3 separate regions of the Homo sapiens genome follow, and all the other regions are linked to region 2. Evidence: chromatin loops called from intact Hi-C (ENCODE). Cell type or tissue: PC-3. All regions are shown on one strand.

The links. Peaks named below come from ENCODE experiments on the same cell type or tissue, not always from the same donor. Only the 100,000 strongest peaks of a DNase experiment are listed, where the experiment ranks them.
Region 1: a loop joins it to region 2, with 8 times the contacts of the local background. A loop is called at or near these places in 43 of 110 quality-filtered maps.
Region 3: a loop joins it to region 2, with 8 times the contacts of the local background. A loop is called at or near these places in 11 of 110 quality-filtered maps.

What each region holds. Positions count from the first base shown.
Region 1 is chr2:113,195,607-113,203,606 of GRCh38, reverse strand. It overlaps PSD4 (pleckstrin and Sec7 domain containing 4), which reads right to left. Exons shown (of 17, transcript NM_012455.3): 11 at 7,837-7,880; 12 at 7,300-7,460; 13 at 5,973-6,043; 14 at 5,694-5,860; 15 at 4,723-4,867; 16 at 4,381-4,524; 17 at 1-2,449. The coding sequence ends at 2,192. Among named protein-coding and RNA genes, the nearest start is that of PSD4, 26 kb to the right of the region's middle. RefSeq lists a silencer at 4,129-4,418. In PC-3, CTCF peaks have their summits at 3,226 and 4,360 (motif pointing right); DNase peaks (open chromatin) are centred at 4,326 and 4,676; H3K4me3 peaks cover 2,308 bases; H3K27ac peaks cover 1,583 bases.
Region 2 is chr2:113,075,349-113,083,348 of GRCh38, reverse strand. It overlaps IL1F10 (interleukin 1 family member 10), which reads right to left. Exons shown (of 5, transcript NM_173161.3): 5 at 7,506-8,000. The coding sequence ends at 7,985. Among named protein-coding and RNA genes, the nearest start is that of IL1F10, 11 kb to the right of the region's middle. RefSeq lists an enhancer at 4,280-5,479. In PC-3, CTCF peaks have their summits at 2,918 and 3,122; DNase peaks (open chromatin) are centred at 4,038, 4,728 and 5,228; H3K4me3 peaks cover 957 bases; H3K27ac peaks cover 4,078 bases.
Region 3 is chr2:113,365,755-113,373,754 of GRCh38, reverse strand. The region is part of intron 2 of LINC02966 (long intergenic non-protein coding RNA 2966); the gene reads right to left. LOC107985936 (a long non-coding RNA gene) reads left to right here. Exons shown (of 2, transcript XR_001739651.2): 2 at 2,991-3,363. Among named protein-coding and RNA genes, the nearest start is that of LINC02966, 45 kb to the right of the region's middle. In PC-3, CTCF peaks have their summits at 2,838 and 3,040 (motif pointing right); a DNase peak (open chromatin) is centred at 3,054; H3K27ac peaks cover 618 bases.

The sequences.
Region 1 (8,000 bases), 120 kb before region 2:
GGTTACAAGAGCGAAACTCCGTCTCCAAAAAAAAAAAAAAAAAAAAAAAAAAAAAAGGATGCATGTTCAGTGAGGTCAAATAACCTACTCCACTTAGTTTGTAAGCATCAGTCTTGGGCCAAAAGTCATGTCCACTTGATGCTGGGATTCCACTTCAATCAAATGAGGCAATTGGACTCTACTGCAGCTAACTGCTACTTACACATCAGAATTACCCAAGGAGCTTTAAACATATTTATCTATCCCTCTGACCCAGGCTGACTGAATCAGCATCCCTGGGTGTGGGCTGGGAATGTGTCTTTTCAGCACACTTCCCCAGCAAGATAAAAGTGCCTCTGTAAACTGAGAGCAGGAAACCAGTGGGCAAGATTGTCAACTCATGGAGTCAGGGACATGTTTAATTCATTTGTGAATCCCCTGGTACTGGCACATAGAAAGCGTCCCATATTATCTGCAAAATGAATGAATGAATAAATGAGCAAGTAGGTGAATGAATGATTCTGAGGTCTCCTCCAGCTTTGATGGCCTATGACCGTGTGACTCCTGCATATGCATGAACACACAGACACAGACACTACACACATGCACAGACACACATACACACTTGGAGCAAAGAGGGATGAAGCCTGCCACACTGCAGGTGGTCCTAGCTGCCTGACCTCCCTTCCTCACACACTGACACACCTCCCTCTTTGTTGACCTGTTATTTATTGTGCACCCATTGGGTGCATGGCCTAGCCCTAGGCCCTGGCCGGAGACCCAAACATGGCCTCCAAGGGCCAACCTTACTTTGTGGAGGTGCAAGCCCCAGAGCTGGTTACAAGCATGGGAAGGGAGGAGGGTGGCCTAGCAGGAAGGCTGGGGAGGCAGTGTGTCAGCCGGCAGGCAGCAGCGGGTAGCAGAGGCCCCCTCTTGGCGGGCAGCCTACTTGCACACTTGGCTGAACAGAGACAATGGTGGCTGGTCCCTCCGGCCCAGCCTCCTTCCTACAGGCAGAGCCCCAAGTCCATGAGTCTCCGGAACCTCCCTCAGAGAACAAGCCCAGCTGGGAGGCAGCCAGAGGGCAGGATGAGGGGATTTCCCAGGGGAGAGCAGCAGAGACCCTCTGAGCTGCCAGAGATGGGGAAGGGGTCCAGGCACCCCACAGGAAGGAAGGTTTAAGGCATGTGTAGAAAGGAGCACAGAAAAGTCTCCCGAGCCTGGCCTAGGCCTCGCCTGGTCGCCAGCCTCCGTCCCATCCCTCACAACTCTCCTGAGCTGTGGCTCCTGCCAGGCAGACCCCTAAGGGAAACTGTCGCCACCTTTTACCTCTCTATCCTCTCCAGTGGTCTGAACATAGAGAACCTCCTTCTCTGCTCTGTTGGAACAAAGGCTCCTTGTTCCTAGGGTTCCAGGGTTCCCTGCAAAGCTCTGGAGGCCCCACCCCGCCCAGCCCTCACTCATGCCATCAGCTCTGCTCTGTTGATGAGCAGTTGGGTATGTGAGACTGTTTCATCTACTTCGGGGGAAAGGAGACACAAGGAGACAAAGGCACAGGGCCCCACAGCCGTGCAGAGCCCTTGAAGCCCCCCGAGGTCCCTGCCCAGAAGGCTGTCCCCTCAGTGGGCAGGACCTTAGCGACCCTGCTCCCTGGGTCACAGGAGGCTGGTTAGGAATTTCTCAAGAGTCCCTGATTCACTCTCCTGGGGCCTCCCCAGGAAGGTCACCTAATTCCCAGAGCAAGACCATCCTTGGGGCTGTGGCTCCCCTGGCTGGGCTGCCCAGGGGCCTCTGCTGCCCCAAGCTCTCCCCCAGAAGCCAAGGGCACACCACATAAGCACTGGTTCTCAAACAAGTGCTGAGTTCTCAGCAAGTCTAGGAAATGAGGCCACTCTGGATTCTGGGGCCTGGAGGGTGACATGGGCTGAGCTCTGGGAGGAAAGTCAAGTCCTCACCTCCCTCTTCCCTTGGGCGTGGCCAGGGACTGGGGCTGCGGAGGGACTGCCATGGGGGTGGTGGGGAGCACAGCAATATTAGGAAAGCTTCAGGGAGCACAAGAATGAGGGCCACAGGGAAACAAGGTTTGTCCTTCAGCAGGGAAAGGAGGTGCCTCATCCGTCATGGTGGACTCATTGAAATAAGTCTCCTCCAGGGAGGTTCATCTCAGGTCTACCCTGGAGCAGGGAACAGTGTCTCTGAGGTGGTGCTGGCTTCACAGCTGATTGCGGTTCCGCTTAGGGATGATCTTCCGGTAGGTTCTGCGCTCTGAGATGTTGCGCTTCACCTTGGCCGTGGTGGGAGCCTCATCCTGGTGCAGGGACGGGCTCGAGTGGGACTTCTTCAGGCTGAGCTTGGGCTCCCGAGTGCCTCCAGCTTCCCTCCCCAGCTGCTCCTCCCACAGGTCCAGAGCATCAGAGGGGCAGTGCAGGCGGGCCACCAGCAGCTGCACGTAGGTCTCGTAGCGGGTTTTCTGCAACACACAGGCCCCACCACCTTAGCACCATCCTGGCTCCAGGTTGGGAGGAGGCTAGAATCGTGAGGGACAGCTCACAGGTACATGAAGCTATGGCGATACAGACCTCGACAGAAAGAGGGCTGGACCAACCGTGAGTGTCAGTATAATGCTTGGATAAGCAGACTGCAGAGCACACCTCTGGATAGTATTATAATGACACATATCAGCCCAGCCCTGTTCTAATAATAACCAACCCCTTGGAGTGCTGTAACTAACATCTCTATGCCATGTTCCATCTTTGAGGCACTAAAAGATGTGTCACCCACTATGCCTGAGATCTTTGCAGCCCTACACACAAACAGCTCACATCTGTACAGCCCTAATTGGGTCTAAATAGCATTTTAACAATTGGCATCTGTGGAGCATGATGCTAACTACCCTCATCTACTTAACACTGTACTCCTGAGGCCCCTGCAGCTAGCATCCTTGGGATATGGTTTCCAGTTTACAAAGTGCTTCCTCACCCTCCATCCCATTGGATCCTCATGCCAGCCCTGGGAGGGGACAAATCATTGCGGAAGGGAGGGCTGGTGACTTGTTAAAGGTCCCAGCTGGTCAGTGGGAGGAAGAGGTTGGGTCCTCACAGCCACACCCTGAGGCCTCTGAGAAGTGGGGAGTTCACAGCCATGGATACAACCAACAAGCCAAGGGATAGCCTGGGACCTTGAAAGACAGGCAGAGGGCTGCATGCGGGCACAGCGGGGACAGGCAGGAGGCGATGTTGACTCCCACTTCCTGGTCTCTGCCTCTGGGTGGCCTCTGATTCCCTCTATTTTCACATTGCATTCACCTACCCTTCCTGCCCAGTGGGCCCTCACCCTAAGCAGGCACCCAGGATCCCTGAAGCAGGCACCCAGTGTTAGGATCCCAGATGAACTGACGTCACACCAAAGCAGAATTGGGGAGTGTGGGTGGATGGGTGAGGGTTGGGGGAGACTAAGGGATAAAACATTTCAACATGGGCTGTAGAGTCAACAAAGTCATTACTGGCCGGGGCAGTGGATCACACCTGTAATCCCAGCACTTTGGAAGGCTGAGGCAGGCAGACCACTTGAGGCCAGGAGTTCAAGTCCAGCTTTGCCAACATGGTGAACCCCTGTCTCTACTAAAAATACAAAACTTATCCAGGTGTGGTGGCTCACACCTGTAATCCCAGCTACTCGGGAGGCTGAGGCAGGAGAATCGCTTGAACCTGGGAGGCGGAGGTTGCAGGGAGCTGAGATCGAGCCACTGCACTCCAGCCTGGGCGACAGAGCGAGACTTTGTCTCAAAAACAAAAACAAAAACAAAAAAACACGGTCATTTCTTAGTTAAGACCATAAACGGGGCATTTAGAGCAGCATGTAAATTTACCAGATTTGGAAGAGTAGTTTAATTTCTCTGTGCCTCAGTTTCCTCATCTGTAAAATGAGGATAACAGGACCTACCCAGAGCTGTTAATTGAATGAGACAATCCATGCAAGGAAGACAAGCTCCATCCATACTACCTATTAATATTTGGTAGGTATTAGAAGGAACAGTTGAGCTGAAATACAGTTTTCCCTTCAACTTGGGAAAAGCCAAATATACTCTTAGGAGAAAAGAAAACTGTAAAATAACATCTGCTATGGGTGTTTCCAGACAAGCAGCTGCTATGTGCCCCCAGGACGAGAGGCGACAGGCCTAAGTGCGTGGGGACACACACTCTTTGTGCACGCCCGTGCACGCGGGTGTCCATGTGGGAGCCCCCGCCCCTTTGCAGACGGCGCACGCGGGCCCCGCCCGCACGCAAGCGCCTCTCCCCGCCCCGGCGCGGTCAGGGCAGTGACGGCTGCAGGGACCGAGGCGGCCACGAGAGGGCGGAGAGGGCGCTGCGCAGCGGCGGGGAGGTGGGCTCGGCCGCTCACCTCGTACTCCAGGTACTCCTTCCGCAGGCGGTGCTCCTCCAGCTCGCGGCCACGGCCCCGCCGCTCCGGCAGGTTCCTCTGTAGATCCAGCAGGTCGTCCGCGGCAGCGTCCAGGCAGTTCTCGTGGGATCGATGCTGCTCCTCCTGCGAGCAGCGGGCGGTGAGGGGCGCTGTCCCGGGCGTCCCCTCCGCCGCTTTCCGGGCCCGGGCGCGCCGCCCCCCTGGCCGCCTCGGTTCCCAGGCCAAGTGCGCAGCCCGCCTCCAGCCTCCCCGAGTTAGTCCTGGGGCTCCAGGTGCACATTCCCAGTTCCGCCGGACCCCACCCCTTCCCGGAGGCCGTACCAGGGAGCTCTGGGCGGGGCCCACGGGCAGGATGGGCCGCACGAATCTGCGCTGGGAGCCCACAGCGGCGGGGAAGGGCGGCGCGGAGTGCGTGGCCGCAGCCAAGTTGATGCGCGCGATCCAGGAGCTCATCTCCTTGGCAGTGCTGGGGCAAAGGAGGTCGTTGGTCCCCGGGGACACAGAGTCCGTCCTGTCACCCTCCTCCCGCCCCCTCCTGTGGCTGCTTGCACAGCTGGCCAGCTGCTCAGAACTCAGCCTCCCATAGTTACAGCCCTGCCACTAGCCGGGCACCCGACCTCTGACCGTGGCATTTCTTATCAATAAAGAGGAAAATTTGGAGGCCCGGTGCGGTGGCAACGCCTTGGCAGGCGGATCACCTGAGGTCAGGAGTTCGAGACCAGCCTGGTCAACAGGGTGAAACCCCGTCTCTACTAAAAATACACAAATTAGCCAGGCGCGGTGGCGCCCGCCTTTAATCCCAGCTACTCGGGAGGCTCAGGCATGAGAATCGCTTGAACCCGGGAGGCGGCGGTTGCAGTGAGCCGAGGTGAGAGTCACTGCACTCCAGCCAGGACGACAGAGCGAGACTCTGTCTCAAAAATAAACAATAAAAAATAAAGAGGACAATCTGAGAAGGTGACAGATTTCATAACAAATGCCAGATATGGTCAATCATTAGCAACTTCCCGGAATCCTGTGTTCTGAACTGGGAGGCTTTATCCCACTGACAAGGAAAAGGCATACTGTGCTGGCAAAGTTGGCCAAGGATGGGGAGGAAGTAGGCGATGCCTGGGCTTCATCCCTGGTCCCCAGCTCCTCTTCCTGCTGCCGCTTTCTAAGAATTTCTGATCATACGGCCATTCCCACCAGGACCCCCTGGGGCCCACAAGCCTCAGGTGTCAGCAGGGTCAGGGGAGAGAGAACTAGGGCAGGGCAAGGCCTTGCCACAGTCTCCCACCCCAGGGACTTACGGTGCCTGGAAGAGGTAGAGGCGCCAGTCAGCCGTGCGCAGCTGGAAGACGTGCGGCTTCTTGGTGTAATGCGTGGCGGGGGTGGCCAGCGAGTGGTGCACCCCCACGGGCTCATCCACCATCTGCCCCACCAAGCTCTCCCCCTCCAGACAGTGGTCTTCTCCCTGCTACCAGTCACAGGGGCTCAGAGAAGAGGTTATCATCAGCTGCCCACCCTCCAGACTGTTCTGGGCCTCTCTCAGTCTCCCATTCTGACAGGGGTGTTGGCTCCTTTCCTACCTTCAGGAAGTAGAGAACCATCCCTCGCAGTAAGGTGTGGAACATCTTCCAGCCACGCTTGCCCCATGGCGCTGTTCCAGGAACAGAACACAAATGTTGTAGGTGGGGGCACCAGCATCCAGACACACTCAGACACACGCAAGTGTGCATATGCCCCCTGTCCCTCACACCACCTCCAGTCTCTCACCAGGATGCACACAAATGCAGAACATGCCAACACAAGAAAACACATACAATCGTAAACAAACATATAGAGTCTCTCCACACACAGGCAATGCCCGCTGGAAACAAAACCATAGAACCACTCACATCCAAATATAGATATTCATACATATCATCTTCTCTCCAACTCCAAACACACACCCACTACCCCAAGTAGTGGCAAACACCCAGGCACAAACACAGCTCCTCCCAGACAGCTTTCTAGTCCCTGCAGGATGATCTTGACCTTGCATACCCATCTAGAGGGGCTCAAGGGCGCAGAGCCCAGCTTTGGGGTGCCCTTCCCTGTGTACCCCACTCTGAGCACCACCTGCCCTCTTTTCCCCCTACCTCTCCACCCTGGTCTTGTGTGGTAAGATCCATTCTAAGCTCCTTGGACAAAAGGCAGCCCTAGGGCCCCGGCGGCTTCACAGCCAATGCTAGTTCCCATCCTGGTCGCCCCAGCCTATTCAATCTGTGCTTGCACATTAGTCTGCTGAGATCACCACTCTGGACATGTTGGTGCCATAATCAAAAGCCTTCAGCTGCCTGTGGAATAAGGCCCAAATGCAGGCCCTGGCAATTTTGCCTCAAGTGTACCTCCCTTTCACACACCCCATGTTCTGAGCAAACTCGGCTTGCTGTTTTCTCTGTGGGGGATGCCCTCTGCCCAGCTTCCAAATTCCAGACCCTCTTCTCCTCCAAAGTTCAGCGCAGATACCATCACTTACCAGAAGCCTTACCTCTCCCTGTAGCCACATCCCGCTTCCAAAACAAAACCAAAAACCTTTTTCTCCTCACTTGATTCAGCCCCTAGACACTCAGCTCTTGCTACATTTTTTTCGCAGACATTGACACACTTGTCTAATCTCTACCTTACTACAGGGACTCTGGGGCCCAGGAATAACTAGGCCTGTTTTGTCTGGGTTCTCCTACCTACCCTCTAGTGCCTCACACAGCATCCAGCACATGGTCACTGTTCAGTACGCACTGAGGAAGGAACATGGGCTGGCTGCCTGTCCTCAACGCGGGCTGTCTCTCTGCACACCTGTGCATGCATCGGCACAGGTCCCTGAGCAGGGCTGCTCCCAGCACGCCACCCTGTTTGTGGGCAGCAGACACTCACTCTTCTTGCCGTCTGCATCTTGATGCATTTTCCGAGCCAGGATGCCCTGCTTGTAGGTGGGCACTGTGGGATCCTGAGCCAGCTGAAGGAAGGGCTTGCTCATCTTGCCAGCTGGCAGGGACGGCTGGGCCTTCTCAGGTCTGGCTGTGTCTTCTTCATCCCTGAACATCAGAGAATCGGGCTGGAAGTGCTGACTATGCAAAGAGAACTGGGAGGTATCCATTGCCTCCCAGAGCCTTAGCAACCTCTCTTTTCCTGGGAAGCCACACCCCAGGACCCCCCACAAGGAGTCCTCCTTCACAGTGAACCCATCAATTCCTGAAAATTCTGCCATACCCCACGCCCCACTACCTCTGGCCCTCCGGTATTACTTGGGCTCCTCTATGCTCTCTCCCCAGAGCCCTGCCTCTGGCTTTGCCTCACTCCAAGGGGAGCACTATCTGAGTTTCTCTAACTCTCGGGTGGGTGACAGAGGGAGGACAGTCCAAAGACAGGGGAGAGGGGTGAGAGGGAGAGGGGAAAGGGAGTCTCACTCACACGGCCCACTCGAGCTTCTCGCTGCGGATAGACCAGTAGAGGGCCTGGAACAGAAGCACACAGGTGGGCAGGGGAGCCTCAGGGCTGTGGAGCCTAAAGTCTCTTTGTCTGGCAGAGGTAGGATAGGGGCATGTGTACAGCCTGCCTCCTCCACCCACAACATA
Region 2 (8,000 bases):
ACGTACCAAGCGTCACGTTCCCTGATTGGGATCTAAATTCTGTGGGTCTGACTTGCGACTTACAACAGGGGGCTTTATTTTTAACTCATGTGACAAGCACATGTTACAGGTGGTGGTAGTAAGGAGGGATTCTGCCTATTCAGCATCAGTGGCAGAAATGGACGTGGAAGAAGTGACGTTCTGTAGAGGCTGGAGATCCTCAGACTCTTCATAAGAATAACCCACAGGCTGCCTAGAAATTCAGCTTTCTAGGCTCAGCTCCACAATTTTGCAATTTTGTATTAGCCAGTAAGGGGTAGAGTCCCAGAAATCTTCATTTTTAACTAGCATTTCAGCTGATCCTGATATAAGTGGTTAAGATAATTTGAGAGCCTCTGGTTTCCTGACAGTACATTTTTAACATAGTAAGCATGCAAATATATAATGTCAGCAGCATCCTCTGAGTTGATGTAAAGGGGCAGGCCATGGAGATAATCTTGGATTTGGGTCAGGCTACTCTTGGGAATATCGGATAAAACATTTGTTGATATTCCTCTCAGCTTGCCTAAGAATCATTCAAAGCCATTGATTAAGCTCTCACTGTTGCCCAACATTGAATTCAGGGCTTGGGAGGGCATGAAGGAATGAGGAGTAGTGTGTGAACCTGAGAAGGCTAGGAAGTCAAACCTTACACATAGCCCCTGGCACAGAAGCTAAGCCTTAAGCCTGTCCTTGCTTCTCCCAGTTTACTTGCCACAGACTGGGACTCCAGCTGGGCTTCACCTTCCTCTGGAAGACATTCCAAGGGCTGACCCTCTCCCTTGGGTTCCTAGTTAGCATTAAAACCACAGAGCAAGATGAAGAAGATTTGAGAGAGCTTGGCTAAGGCTGGCTTTCTCATCTTCCTTAGGAGCACCAAATCTTGGACCCCATTCAATTCTGTATGCCCCCTGCCCAGTTCTGCACTTGAACATTGCAGGTGGTCAGTAACATTTGATGAAAGAATGAATGAATGAATTGCTGGCTACACAGCCATGTCAGAGTTTCTCATGGAGGCAGCATAGCATGATGGTCAGGAGTGCACATTCACGAATCAGTCAGCCTGTGCTTTACCCCCTCCTCTTCCATTTGTTTACAGTGACTTTGGGCACAGATTCTTTGCAGATCTTCCCCTTCAGAGGAAGAATCCATTTCTCTACCCACGTCTCCATAAATCAGGGCTGGCCTTGGGACTTGCTTAGACCAACAGGCTATGCTAGGAGTGAATAACATGAGGCAGGTTATGACAAAGTGCTTCTGACATTGGCTGGGAGCCCCAGTATCCCATCCACCCTCACCAGCTCCACTTCTGGGGACTAGACCCTTTCTCCACTACTCCCACCCACTGCCACAGTCCTTCCTGACAAATGTGAGTTTTGGACCCTAGGCCTCAAGAGCATTTGCAGCTTCTACCTTTCCCTTTTTGAGAAGCAACACTAAGATAGCCATGTAAGAAAGTCATTCCAGTTTACTGGAGGATGGGAGGACACATGAATAGCCAAGGCCCCCAACCAACAGCCAGCACCAACAGCCAGACATGGGAGAGACTATCTTGGACTTTCCAGCTGAGTTGAGCCTCCAGCTGAGTGCAACAGAGCCCTGGCAAGATCAGCAGAGGAACCACCTAGTCAACTCACAGAATCAGAAGGAATAATGAATCACTGATGTTTTAAATCACTGCATTGTGGGTTGGTTCGTTACTCAGCAATAGATAACTGAGACACCATGCAAAGTGATTCAGATATTGACTGGAAACCCTGATATCCTGTCCACCCCTCACCAGCCCTCCTTCTGGAGACTAGACCCTCTTCCCACTACTCCCACCTGATGCCACAGTCTTTCCTAATAAATCTGGACAGGGGCCCTGGTGCTAGTCTCTGCAGAGCATGACCTCTAAGTAGGACCCTTTTGGGAATCCTATTTGAGTTCTTTTCTTCATTCAGCAAATGTTGCTGAGTGCTTGACACGTCATAAATGCTTGTACATGCTGGTAATACATAAACAAGGCAAAAAGAAAATCCTCTGCCCGTGGATCTTGCATTCTAGTGGAGGATAAAGGAAAAAAAGTACAGTAAATAAAAAATAAATTATAGAGTGTATTAGAATGTGATAGTACCATAGGTAATCTAAGGGTGCTGAGATTTGAGGGGGTGCATATTGCAGTTTTCACGGGGGTAACCAGCGTAGGCCTCACTGAGGAAACAAGCCAGGCAGGTAATTGGGGAACAAGTGTTCAAAACACAAGGCTACTGCTGGAGCTCTGGAGTAGCATCGTGCCTAGAGTGTGTCTTTGGAGAATTGTGAGGAGACCAGTGTCTGAAGCAGAGGGTGTGAACAGGGAGAGGCATGTGGAAGAAGGTATCAAAAATAACACATTTTCTCACATAAACCTATGAGCACTCATTGGAATGTGTGCACTGGAACCAGTCTACAAAATGCATAACTAGCTGATACCTACGTCTGCTGTCCTTTATGCAGACAAACTTACATAACCAGTGCTATTTTTTGTATCATGGGTCCTGTGACTATGGACCTTCAGAAAATGTCTGTGAGAAATATTCCAGTATGGAAGAGCCTCTGCTAGAACTCAAGGCTCCCAGCATCCTTTGTCACCCAATTCTGTGACCAGAGCCTGGGCAAGAACATCCAAGGGAATTGGAGGGAATGAGTGTACAGGAGACAGATTCACAGCAACGTCTCTGTCATGGGGAGAAGGGATCAAGCATTCGTGTGATGCTCCTTCACATAGGTGGGAAAAATGTCGAAATGAGTATGTGTCTAATATCTACCTTCCCTCCTAAGCTCCAAACTCCTAGAGAGCAGGGGCTGTGTCCCTCGTGACAAGGGGGAGCTAACAAAAATTGTTACCCAACAGAATGGACACCCGGACTTCCTGAAGTCATCACAGGATCCAGTTCTACTCTCACGCATTGCGTGGAAGGATGCATCTACTGTAAGTGAGGCGGGGATTTGAGGCACAAGGGCTGACACACAGTAGCTGCTAAGTATTTGAAGAATTAAATGTTAGAGCTCATTCAGAACCTAGCCCCAAAAAGGCAGCGCCAACATTGATCTCTGTCGCCATCTTTAGCCCAAAGGCCACACTGCAGGCTCCCAGCCTCAGAAATGGGCAGGGGGATCAAGCCTCTAGATAGCGTGGAGTCTGTGCCTTTGAGGGCGGAGATTGGAATCTGCTCTGGGGATAGACTGTGTTTTGGTAGAATTCTGGTGAACCCTTTTAGTTATGCAAATGTAAAATCCAACCAGAAATAAGGTCAGGTAAACCGAATGCCAGTGCTTCAGTCCAAGATGTTAACTTTACTGTTTATATTCATTACACTTGTTTCTGTCAAGTTCATTTATGAAGTAGCTGTATATTTTAGAGAATTATATCAAGGAAAAGTTAGTATCCATTAAAGTTGTCTGCATTTTCCTTCACTTTTACTGTTTCCTCCTTAAATCTGAGTTTAGATTTCCCTAGAACTGACATGAGTTGTGTGTCCTGCGGAGTTTTCTGTACAATGTTTTGAGCCGGTATTCCTAGGGGCTATTGTGATGCGAGAGGTGGGCCTAGGATCGCGAGATGAAAATTTGGGTCAAAGGGAAGAGTGACTAGATTCTGAATCCTGGTGGAATGACTTAGGAAACACAGGTTATAGGAGACCCTGGGTTCATCGCCCTCTTGTGTGAAGTTGTTCCATAGCTTCTTGGAACAAAGACTAGGCCCCCTGTGAATCAACTGCTGCCTACATCTGGAGTCTCTTGTAAGCACGTATGCACACACAGCACACACATACACATACATGGACACGTCATGCACATACAGACACACACATTCACCCTCCCCACCCACCCTGCTCCTGGTGCTACCTGACCGAAAGCTGGCCACACTGTGTTTAATTGCCTGTTTGCTCTCTCTCTGGACCTACCAGTTCATTCTGAGATGTAAATAGTGGATAAGACCTAAAGTGTACCTCTCCCTAGAATTCACATAATAATAACCCTCTAGCCTGGTTAGGTTTTGGAGTGAAGACTTTGGTGTGGTTTCTAGGGAGGAGAAGGAATTTAAGGAATGAGCCTTGGGGCGTGGGAGAAGAATACTCTTGGCATCGCTGAACTGCACCTGTCAGAAATTGCCTCCATTCCTTACTTTTAAACCCTAGTGCCAGAAAGTCCCATCACTATTTCTACCACAGTCCTGCAGAATTTGATTCTAAGTGCTATTTGGAGTGTCTTGCAGTCAATAAATATGAGCTTTTATTCACAAGGTCTGGTTTTCCCATCTGCACTATGTGTCCTTCAGTCATAGAGACATGTCTTCTAAGTCTTTATGTCCTCTTCCTCTTCTGTGCACTGTTAGAGAATTGGCATATTTTACATGTGAAAATTTTTTTTAGTTATATAGAGAACATGATTCAACTTGGAACAGCACCACTAGTAAGTAGGAGGAGGCCTGCATTTGCCTGGGTGGTCCATGGGCACAGTTCACAAGGGAAGGGCCAGCAGAAATGAGTTACCATGTGTTAAAATAATTAATTGGGAAGGTATTAGGCTGAGATGACTCCAGCGTGTTGGGTTCCTGCCTAAGTAAACTAAAACCCAACCCAGAGTGAATGGTCATTGACTAAGAAAACGAAACTTAAGCTTAGCCAATCAGGAACCGCCGACTAACCTGCAACTAAGGATTTTCCACTTAACCAATGAATTTTTTTCTTCCTTTTGCTTCCTGAACAACTTATAAATGGTTTTCCGGTAGCCCCTGGGTGGAGCCCTGAATCACTTGCAATTTGGCACCTTGTGATTCATGAATCATTCTCTGCTCAAATAAACTCCTTAAAATTTTAATATGCCAAAGTTTGTCTTTCAACACATGCATGAAGGTGATGAACTGGTCAGGGAAGATGAAGCAGGGGTCAGGCTGACTGTGAAATCACAGCATGGAAGCTGACCCCGGGGCAGTGCTAAACAGAAGTCAGGGAGGGAGAAGGGGAGGGAGGGGGTGGCTGAGAAGAGCTGAGGACCCAGTAGCATCTGTGTTGGCCCAGTGCTGATCTGAGGGGCCCAGGATTAAAATCTGGGTCCTGCCTGAAATACCTGGATGATTCCTTGGGGCCTCCCAGATAAAAACTCCTTCACAAGGCATTAGCAATCAGGAGCCACCCATCTTCTCATGTGAATTTGCAGCCACTCCTCAGTCCAAGCCCTGGGTCCCAGCCACATTGATGACTCACCTCAGATGTGCTGGGAGCTCTTCTCCATCATCACACCTTCCTGAGCAGTTTTTCTGCCTGGGATGCCCATCCCTGCGTTCTCTGCCTGGAAAACACCTGCTTTTTCTCTGAGGCCCAGATTATATGCTCTTTCTTCTGTGAAGCCCTGCCCAGCCCTCCCTGCCAGCTCCACCTCTAGGCTACAATGGTGTCTCTACCTGGTACCATAGCTCTTCTCACACAGTATGATGAATGTCCCATAAGAACCAAGTGATTGGCCAGATGTAGCAGCTCACACCTGTAATCCCAACACTTTGGGTGGCTGAGGTGGGAAGATCACCTGAGCCCAGGAGTTCAAGACCAGCCTGGGCAACATGACGAGAGCCAGTCTCTACAAAAAATTAAAAAAAACCTAGCTGGGCATGGTGATGCATGCCTGTGGTCCCAGCTACTCAAGAGGCTGAGGCAGAGAATGGCTTGATCCAGGAGGTCAAGGCTGCAGTGAGCCATGATTGCACCACTGTACTCCAGCCTGGGTGATAGAGCAAGACCCTGTCCTGAGGAGGAGGAGGAGGAGGAGGAGAAGGAGGAGGAGGAGGAGAAGGAGAAGAAGGAGGAGGAGGAGGAAGAAGAAGAGGAGGAAGAGGAGGAGGAGAGGAGGAAGAAGAGGAAGAAGAAGAAGAGGAAGAAGAAGAAGAAGAAGGGGAGGAGGAGGAGGAGGAATAGGAATCAAGTGTGATTATCCATTAACTTGTTTAAGATTTTGCATTTACTCAGCCTCTTCTGCATTTACCAGCAGCTGTTCTGGCCACAGCTGACATAAAATTGAGTCCCACCATGTAAACACATAGTTATAATGGGCCAGCCAGGTGATCAATTTCCCGGGGCACATACAGGCTGTGGAGAGGCAGCTCAGAGAAAGAACCTAAACATTATCAGAGCCTATCGTGTAGCTCCCGTCACACTTAATACTTGGAAGCCTGTACTTTGCCTTCAAGGCCACACATGACCCAACCCTGCTGGTCTTGCTCACTGCCTACTCCTCCCTTGCTCTCCAGGCTCCAGCCCCCACCCCAGCCTTCTACTGTTACTTGAACATACCAGCTCCTTTCTGTCTCAGGGCCAACACATTTGCTACTCTTTTGCCTTGATTATTTCTAGTCACAGTTCCTTCCTGTCCATAACCTCAGTGCAGATGTTACCTCTTCAAAAAAGTAAAAAAACAACAACAACAACAAAAAAAAAAAACCTCCCCTGACCCCCCCATCTAATATTTCCATTGAATACCTGCTGCCCTCACCTTCTAATCATGAAAAGTGCCCTTTCTGTTTTCTTGTTTGTTTATTTGCTTGTTTAGTGTTTCTCCCTTTCAATTATCAGCTACAAGGAAGTTTGGTTTTATTCACCATTCTATCCTCAGCTCCTTAAGTGGAATAAAAATTTGCAAAATGGCATTGAGGTCAGCTGCACCAAGTTTTATCTTGAGCTCCAACACTGATAGCCCATATGACCTTCAGCAAGTTATTTCACTTCTCTTAGTCCAGTTTCCTCATCTGTCAAATGGAGGTGAAAATGCTTGCCTTGAAGAGTCATTCTGAGGATGACAACAGAATGTTCTTAAAATTGCTGCCCCATGGTTGGAACTCAGAACACGCTAGGTGAATGTTAAGTAGTTATACAACAGAGGGACAGCGCCAGCAGCCTGTGCCTTCTCTGAGTCCTGATACCATGGGCTTTCTGCTCTAGCTTGATCCCAGTCAAATATTTTCCATGAAACAGAGAAGCGTTTGAGCTCTGAGGATGAGTATGAATTCCAATTGCAAACTCTCAGCTGAATTCCAGCCCTGTACTCCCAGCTATATCAAATCACCTCAACTTAGAGACTCCACTGTAACCTTAAACTCAACACATCCAGGACACACATATTGTCTGGCCCTTGCTACTACTTAAGCACCTGGCAGATAGCGGACTGTACCAACAGTCAACCACGGAATTGTGGATTCACTGTGAAGTATCTGGTAGAAAATCACAAGACTTGAGCTAGAATTTAAGTTGTAAGCAGCCCAGGGCTTTGTCCCTGTGCAGAGGACACTGAGTTCTGCCTGGGGCTTCTTGGTTGTTTCTAGAGGCTCCATAGCAGATGGACTGGAGGAGAAGCTGCAGGTAGCCTTCTAAGAACTCACCAAGTCTCTTGCATCAAACACTGGACACAGGGTCGAATAAGGCTCTGTAGTAGTTTTCTATGGCTGCTATAGCAAGTTACCACAAACTTAGAGGTTTACAATAACACAAGTTTATTATTTTATAGTTGTGGAGGTCAGAAGTCTGAAATGGGTGTCACTGAGCTGAAATCCATGTGTCAAGAGCTGTGTTCCTTCCGGAGACTCTAGAGGAGAATCCGTTCCCTTGGCTTTTCCACCTTCTAAAAACACCTGCATTTGTTGGCTCAAGGCCCCTCACTCCATCTTCAAAATTAGAAGCATGGTATCTTCCATTCTCTCTCTGACTCTCCCTTCCTGCCTCCTTCTTGTGATTAAACTGAGCCCACAAGGATAACCCAGGATTGTCTCCTCATTTCAAGATCCTTAACATAATCACATTTGCAAAACCTCTTTGGACATGTATGGTAACATATGCACAGATCTTGGGATTAGGATGTGGACATATTTCGGGGGACATTATTCTGCCTACCATAGACCCTGAGCAGGATGAGCTTGGTTTGGGGGCACAAGGCTAAAACGCAGTTTCCTGTCTCCCTACCAGCTCTGTTCA
Region 3 (8,000 bases), 290 kb before region 2:
AGCTTGCACCGTGTGCCTGGAAAAGCTTCAGACACTGCATGCCAGCCCATGAAAGTAGCCAGGAGGAAGGCTGCACCCTGTAAAGCCACAGGGGTGGAGCTGCCCAAGACCATGGGAACCCACCTCTTGCATCAGTATGGCCCAGATGTGAGACATGGAGTCAAAGGAGATCATTCTGGAACTTTAAGATTTGACTGCCCTGCTGGATTTCAGATTTTCATGGGCCCTGTAGCCCCTTTGTTTTGGCCAATTTCTCCCATTTGGAATGGTTGTATTTACCCGATGCCTGTACCCCCATTGTATCTAGGAAGCAATTGACTTGCTTTTGACTTTACAGGCTCATAGGCGGAAGGGACTTGCTTTGTCTCAGATGAGACTTTGGACTGTAGACTTTTGGGTTAATGCTGAAATGAGTTGAGACTTTGGGGGACTGTTGGGAAGGCAATGATTGGTTTTGAAATGTGAGGACATGAAATTTGGGAGGGGCCTGGGGCAGAATGATATGATTTGGCTGTGTCCCCACCCAAATATCAACTTGAACTGTATCTCTCAGAATTCCCGCGTGTTGTGGAAGGGACCCAGTGGGAGGTAATTGAATCACGGGGCCGGTCTTTTTCATAATATTCTCATGATAGTGAATAAGTATCACGAGATCTGATGGGTTTATCAGGGGTTTCTACTTTTGCTTCTTCCTCATTCTGTCTTGCCCACTGACCTGTAAGAAGTGCCTTTCACCCTTTACCATGATTGTGAGACCTTCCCCGGTCACGTGGAACTGTAAGTCCAATTAAACCTCTTTCTTTTGTAAATTGCCCAGTCTTGGGTATGTCTTTATCAGCAGCAAATGGACTAATACATCATCCCTCAACAAACTTGAGGCCACAGCCTTTGCACCTCAAAATCACCAAGCCCAGCCTCCAGTTACCAAAACTGATTAATCAGACAAGGAAGATCATAAGCTCCACACTCTTCCTCCATGTTATGGGACTACCACAGGAAACATTGCCTGGTTCGGGTCATACAAGCATGCCTTTGCCCCAGTTTTGACGTAAGAGCACCGATGATTTTCTTCTGCTGTCCTGACTCTCAGACCTTTTCTTTGGACGGTGGTGCTGACTCCATTCCCCGCTCCCATTGGCCGAATGTGACTCAGGCTGGACCAATCAGAGCCTTGCATTCCCCTGGCCATAGTGGTTGGTTCCAGATCAAGCCACACCTAAATCCACGCCCTAAACTCTTCTGTCACTTGAGCTTGTACATGTCCTCTTTGCTTAAGCAGTTTTGGGTTGGGTTTGCTGTCGCGTGCAACCGTAACAGCATTGAAGATTTATCCACACAGAGCCTGGTGCCTGTGACAGTGTGCCCGTATAAGGCCAGCTGCCAAGAAGACGCGAGCCTAGCATCCAGCCTTGAGTTTCTATGCAACTGTGTTGACTGGAGACTTCTGAGGAGAGAAGAGGCCTCTAGGAGACAGGCTAGGGTGGGAAGCGTTAAGACAGGGTAGGTGCCATCAGGAGCCTCCAAACCTGCCCCAGAGCCACCAGTCTGCCTCTGCGGGCCTCTCTCTGACGCCCTTCCAATCTGTGCCCTTTCTGCAGCTGTCTTCCCTCCATTGTCATAAATACAATCATGCAGCCAAGTGAGTCCAGACTCAGCCAGCTCTTTCTCATCCATACCCAGGGCTCTGCAATCTGCTTTCTTCTCCTTCTCCCTTTGTAGCCCATAATTGTGATGATCTGCCCCACACACCAAAGTCCACTGTCTCAGAACCTCACCCCAGACCCTCTGGGGGCCCTTGCCTTAACAGTCAGCTTCTCACTGACCACCCTCAGCTGAGGCTGAGGTTCCCTGACACATAGCAGTTCTCTGCTCTGGTGGTGCCCTAGAATCACTTGAAAAGATTGGACAAAACACTGAGGCCCGGCTGGGCGCGGTGGCTCACGCCTGTAATCCCAGCACTTTGGGAGGCCGAGGTGGTTGGATTACGAGGTCAGGAGATCGAGATCATCCTGGCTAACACGGTGAAACCCAGTCTCTACTGAAAATACAAAAAATTAGCCGGCTGTGGTGGCGGGAGCCTGTAGTTCCAGCTACTCGGGAGGCTGAGGCAGGAGAATGGCGTGAACCCGGGAGGTGGAGCTTGCAGTGAACTGAGATCACGCCCCTGCACTCCAGCCTGGGCGACAGAGCGAGACTCCGTCTCAAAAACAAAAACAAAAACAAACAAACAAAAAACACTGAGGCCTGGGCCTCATTTGCAGCTCTTCTGATTTAACTGCTCATGAGTAGGGCCCAGGCAACAGGATTTTGTAAAATTCCCCAGATGATTCTAAGGTGCAGTGATACAGTGTGAGTCTCTGCTCACAATTTCTGGGGAAGCTCCAAGCATGGCCCTTTGCACATGCTTGTTGCGTTTAAGGAAAAGTCCACACACAAATGCAAAGAGCTTCACGAGGCACTTCAAACTAGTGTCCCTTTTCTTCAATCCTCTCAGTGGTTTCCATGGCACCTGGAGTGGCCTAGAAGGCAGTGTCTGTGACTTGGCCCCTGTCTGCCTCTCCTTCCACATCTGGAAGCACTCTCCTATTGCAGACCATGAGGCATCCCCCCGGCCTTCATTCTGCTCCCTTATCCTGGTGACTTCCATCGCAAGCCTGACTTCTGTGCATCAGTCAGCCTGGGCTTAAACATCCCAGGCTACCCCAACTGAAACAGGTCTCCTCCCCAGTCACTCCATTGCATCATTTTGCTTCATTGTCATAGTATTTCGCACTATCTGAAATTACTTTGTTTTTTATCTGTATAAATTTTTTATTGCCCATCTTACATCCCCCTCCCCTCCAACACACACACACATATCCAGTAAAGTAAGCCTCAAGAGGACAATTCTGTCTGTTCTTTCATGTCTGTATCCCAGTACCTACTGCCTGGGAGTACACCTGGAGCTCAGCAAACATTCACTGACTAAATGGTTGCATTTTCCCCAGCAGGATGTACAGACGAAAAAAGACCAGAGGATATCAAATCTCACCACAAGGTGGGAGCATGCGTCCAGTCAATCGAGAGATCCTCTGTGCTGCGCACTGAGAGCACTCGGAGAGAAATCGTCAACGTGAGGCGCCTCTGGCTTTCCATCCTTCCATATCTGTCTAATTAACTCACATGCTAAGAAGACCAGCCATCAAGCCAGACAAGGAAGCTGGGACTTCAAATTTCCCCTACCTAGCCTCAACTATTCTCCCTTTATGATGGGCACATTAATATTCTTCCAAAATATCAGCATCATTTTGCAACTGGCTACAAAATACTTTAAAAGGAAAGATTCCACATGTTCCAGAAATAAAGTGCTTGAAATACTTTTGACGATGAGGATAAAACCCGTGTTTTAAGAGGAAGTTAGCTAAGGCTGGAGAGTTGGAACCCTCTGGCTTACTGATATTTATTGATCAATTACTGTATGCCCAAACATGTTGTGTAATAGTTGATCAGTAACTACTAAGTATAAACAAACTTTGACACTCCTTACCACAAATGGGCTTTAATAATAACAAACTAGTGAAGTTGGTTGGGCACAGTGGTTCACGCCTATAATCCCAGCACTCTGGGAGGCCGAGGAGGGTGGGTCACAAGGTGAGGAGTTCAAGACCAGCCTGGCCAGGTCTTTTGTATTTTTTGTAAAATACAAAAAATTAGCCAGGCATGGTGGTGGGCGCCTGTAATCCCAGCTACTCGGGAGGCTGAGACAGAGAATTGCCTGAACCCAGGAGGCAGAGGTTGCAGTGAGCCGAGATCATGCCACTGCGCTCCAGCCTGGGCAACAGAGCAAGACTCCATCTCAAAATAAAAATAAAAGTAAATTGGTAAAGTCCTTTTTTTATATAGATTTTTCCCATGTGTCTGGGAAGACAAAATGAACATTTGAAACATGAAGCAGTAAAGTGCTCAAATTTGGTAGTTTGAACAATTAAAAGTTAGGGTAACTGTAGTATGCTGTTGAAGTATGCTGAATGAAGTATGCTGTTGAAGTATGCTGAATAAAGAAGAGAGCAAGCAACTTGGAGAAAGAAAATCAGAGTCTTCTGCTTGGGGTCTTAGTCACTTTACCTCTGAGTACCTGATTTGGGGGTGAAGCCCCCAGAACCACATATGCTTCATTTTCATAGTATTTAACACTATCTGCTCCATGCAAGTTCATTGAACAAATGAATCCATTTGTAGAGAGGGAATGATAATAATATTAACCTCTGTGGCTAGGAGGTTTAAATGAAATAATGAAGCCAAACAGGTTTTGTAACTCATAAAATGCTACAATATATTGTATATTATGATTAAATGCTAATCATACAGCCCAACAATAGGAGAGCCTGAGGCAGGCACGGAGGAGTCATTGTCCACCAGAGACCTGTGGGAAGGCTTCTTAGAGACGGGAGAGGGGCAAAGCTCTGGAGCATACCTCTCCACCTTTCTCCATCACGAGCAGCCAATCGGCATTTAGCATACCCCACCAGGCAGCAGGAACCCCCTTGCCAGTCTTCATGGAGAACATGGGTTCTCATCTGGGAACAAGTCCATGCTCCAAAGGCCAGAAATGCTTCCCTCTTGGCCAGATTCTTTCCAAATGGCAGAGAGTGACTTTTCAGCAAATTGGATCTAATAATATTCCTGCCAGGAACCCTCCTACCCCCACCTCACACATTAACATCCTAGGAAGAAAGGCTCTGGAGCCATTCAGAATCTTATTATTGCCACTATAATTATTATAGTTATGACTATGACAATCATTATAAGGAAAATCATCCAAATGTAGTAAGGCAAAAAAAAAAAAAAAAAAAAAAAAGAAGGTGACTTCATGGCTATGAACAGAGTTAAAAGGCCAGCAGATAAAGAGAAATGTCAATCTCTCTTCTGCCAGGCCACCTCCAAGTGTGTGGGGAAGCTGGGTGTGTATTGCAGGGGTGCAGGGGAACTGCCCTATGGGAGGAAGAAGTCCTTTCCTTCTCCTTCCTGTCCAATACTTGTCTGTTCTCCTTTCCAAATGTCTCTAGCAGCCCTCATTTCCTCTCCATCCCTTCTTTGACTGCCTGAACTCAGGCCCTCATCACCTCTTGCCTGTATTATTGCAAGACCCCCCTCACCCACCTTCCAGCCTCTGGGTTCACCCAGTCTCTCTAGTGTTGCCCCAAAGGGATCTTTTTAAAATAGATGGCATCATGACACTCCTCTGTAAAACCCAGGCGAAGCTTCCCATGGAAAATATGAGAATATATGTGGAAGTCTTCTGCATGGCTTGAAAGGCTTCAGAATGGTGCTATTATCTGCATGTTTGTGTCCCTCAGAAATTCACAAGGTGAAGGTGTTAGGATGTGGGGCCTTTGGGAGATGATTAGATCATAAGGGTGGAGCCTATGGGAATGAAATTAATGTCCTCATAAAAGAGGCTGCAGAGAGGCCCCTCACCCCTTCTGCCATGTGAGGACCCTGCAATAAGGTGCTTTCTATAAGTCAGAACACGGGCCCTCACCAGATATCCAATCTGCCTTGATCTTGGACTTCCCAGCCCCCAGAACTATAAGAAATACATTTCCGTTGTTTATAAACCACCCAATCTATGGTGTTTTGTTATAGCAGCGTTATGTAGCAGCCTAAACATGCTAAGACAACTGGCCACTGCCTTATCCTATGGAGCCCACAGGCAGAAAGACAGATTCTTGGCTCCTGCACATACATCACCCATTCACATGCTTTATGTCCTCTTTTCTCGTAGTCAGTCAAGTTGTTCTCATAGCCTGGAAGTACCTGTTCATCCTACCGCCTACCTTTTGAAGTCTTTCAAACCTTGGCTCAGACCACCTGTTCCAAATATTTCTCAATGTTGGAATTATCTTCTCCTCAGCCTCTCCTAAGTATATTATTTGCATTTAAGATACCCACCCTCAGATTTGGGCTACTAAGTTCACATCTCTAGCTCCCTGAGCCTGCAACCCCTGGGTGTCACCTCCTCCTCCAATATTTAGCATTAGTTAATAGTTGGAGCTGAACAAATGCCTGGTGAGTTGAAAGTATGTTTTATCGCTTTACCTTGGTATGTTCTTGCAATGATTCTGTGGGGCGAGCACATCACTGTGATGACCATGGTGCTGCACATGAACAAACAGAAGCCAAGCAACTTGGCCTGGGCCAGACACCCAGGTGATGGATCCATGTGTACAGCCTAGCTCACTACAAAGGAAGCAAGGGTGGACCCACTCAGAGTGGGACACTGCACTGGGGAAGTGCCTGGGGTGACTCCATGGGTCACAGTATATAACACAGTGATTAAGAATCCAGGCTCTGTATCTGAATCTCAGTTTCATCCTTTCTGTCTGTGCAATCCTGGGTAAGTTTCTTCATCTCTTAATTTCAGTTTGTTTGTTTATAAAATGAGGGTAATGATAGCACCCTCACAGGACTGCCAGGAGTAAATTAGATAGCATCAAATACTAGCATTGAAGCAGGCATATACCGATACGTAGAGTTTTGTTGTGATTAAATTAGCACTAAGAGTATCGACAAACGACAGAGTCATATTTCTCTTTTGTGCCTGGGAATAGTGAAGAGGAGTCCAAAGTACCATCCCAGGAATGAGGAGGAGAAGGAGAGGTTGGAACAACATCCCCTGGTTGCCTGAGCACATTCCCAAGATACCAGGCCACCCATCAGCATTTCCCAAGCAACAAGTCACTGTCATTTCCTCCCCCATGCCCTGGGAAAGTGCACAAATTGAGTTCATTCCACAAGCCACTGTCTCCTCTTCTCAGGCCCAGTCATGACCCTCCCAAGCTATTTGATACACAAAGGTCCAGGTATCAGCCATGTTGGATGTGGTTCTGCAGGCATCTTTAGGTACACAAAAGATGAAAGCAGCACGCTTGCAACGAAGTTAGTCAGTGCATGGAAGAGATGCCTTCTTGCTTCTTTGAATCCAGGTTAATGAAAGGTGAATCCAGTTATCCAAGTGGAAGGAAGACAGCGAGAAAAGATAAAGAGAAGTTTCAATAGTGATGAGGAACCAGGCAAGACCTGCTTCCTAAGTTGCAGCAGAGGCTGAATAGTTCAGACCCTGGAGTCAGTCTGCCTGTGTTCAAATTTCTGTCCCATCACTTCCTAACTGCATGGCTTTGGGCAAATTATATTGGCATTTTCTATTTCCTTACCTGCAAACTCAGAGTGCTGCTAACATCTATATCATAGAATCATTGTAGGGATTAAATGGGATAATTCATGTAAAGTTCGTAGCACAACACTGGACACAATAAATGCTCACTCGGTTAAGAGGGTTAGTAGTGGTGGTGGTGATGGTGGTGATGGTGGTGGTGGTGGTGGTGGTGATGGTAGTTTGATCCTGATCTAAACTGGGTGAATAATTTTATTCCCATTTCACAGGTTCAATAAACTCAGGTTCAAGCAGTCAACGGTCTTGCTCAAGGTCACACAGTACATGGCAGGTCCAACTCAAGTTCCACTCTGTTTCTGCCTGGGAGCTCAGTGAGTGATCCAAATGCCCTAAGGAGGAGGAGCTGAGACCAGAATGGACATTCTTTTCTGAAAATCAGAGGACAAGAAAGATCCAAACCAAAGACCAAACTGAGCTAGGTAAAACATGAAAACATTCCAAATCATTACTTAGAACTAGTTAAGAGCATGCCTACTGAGAAAGTCACTCTCTTCTACTTCCCTGAAATTGCCAACTTGTGCAAGATTTCACCATTCTCCTCCCCAGTATTCGTCTACGTCAGATGTAGTACTTCTATACTCAGATATAGTGCTTCAAGGGAGGCCTTACAACCAGGAACAGAGGTGAAGTTTCCCCTAGAAGGAGCCCTAAGTCTATGGGTTTGAGCAGCAAAGGCAAGGAGGCTTCAATCTTGAACCCAAGCTACTTCAAGAGGGTCTGGGCTGCAGAAAAAGCCCACCTGTCTAGGACCTGTCCTGTGAGCTATTGTTCTACCCCCAGGTGAAAT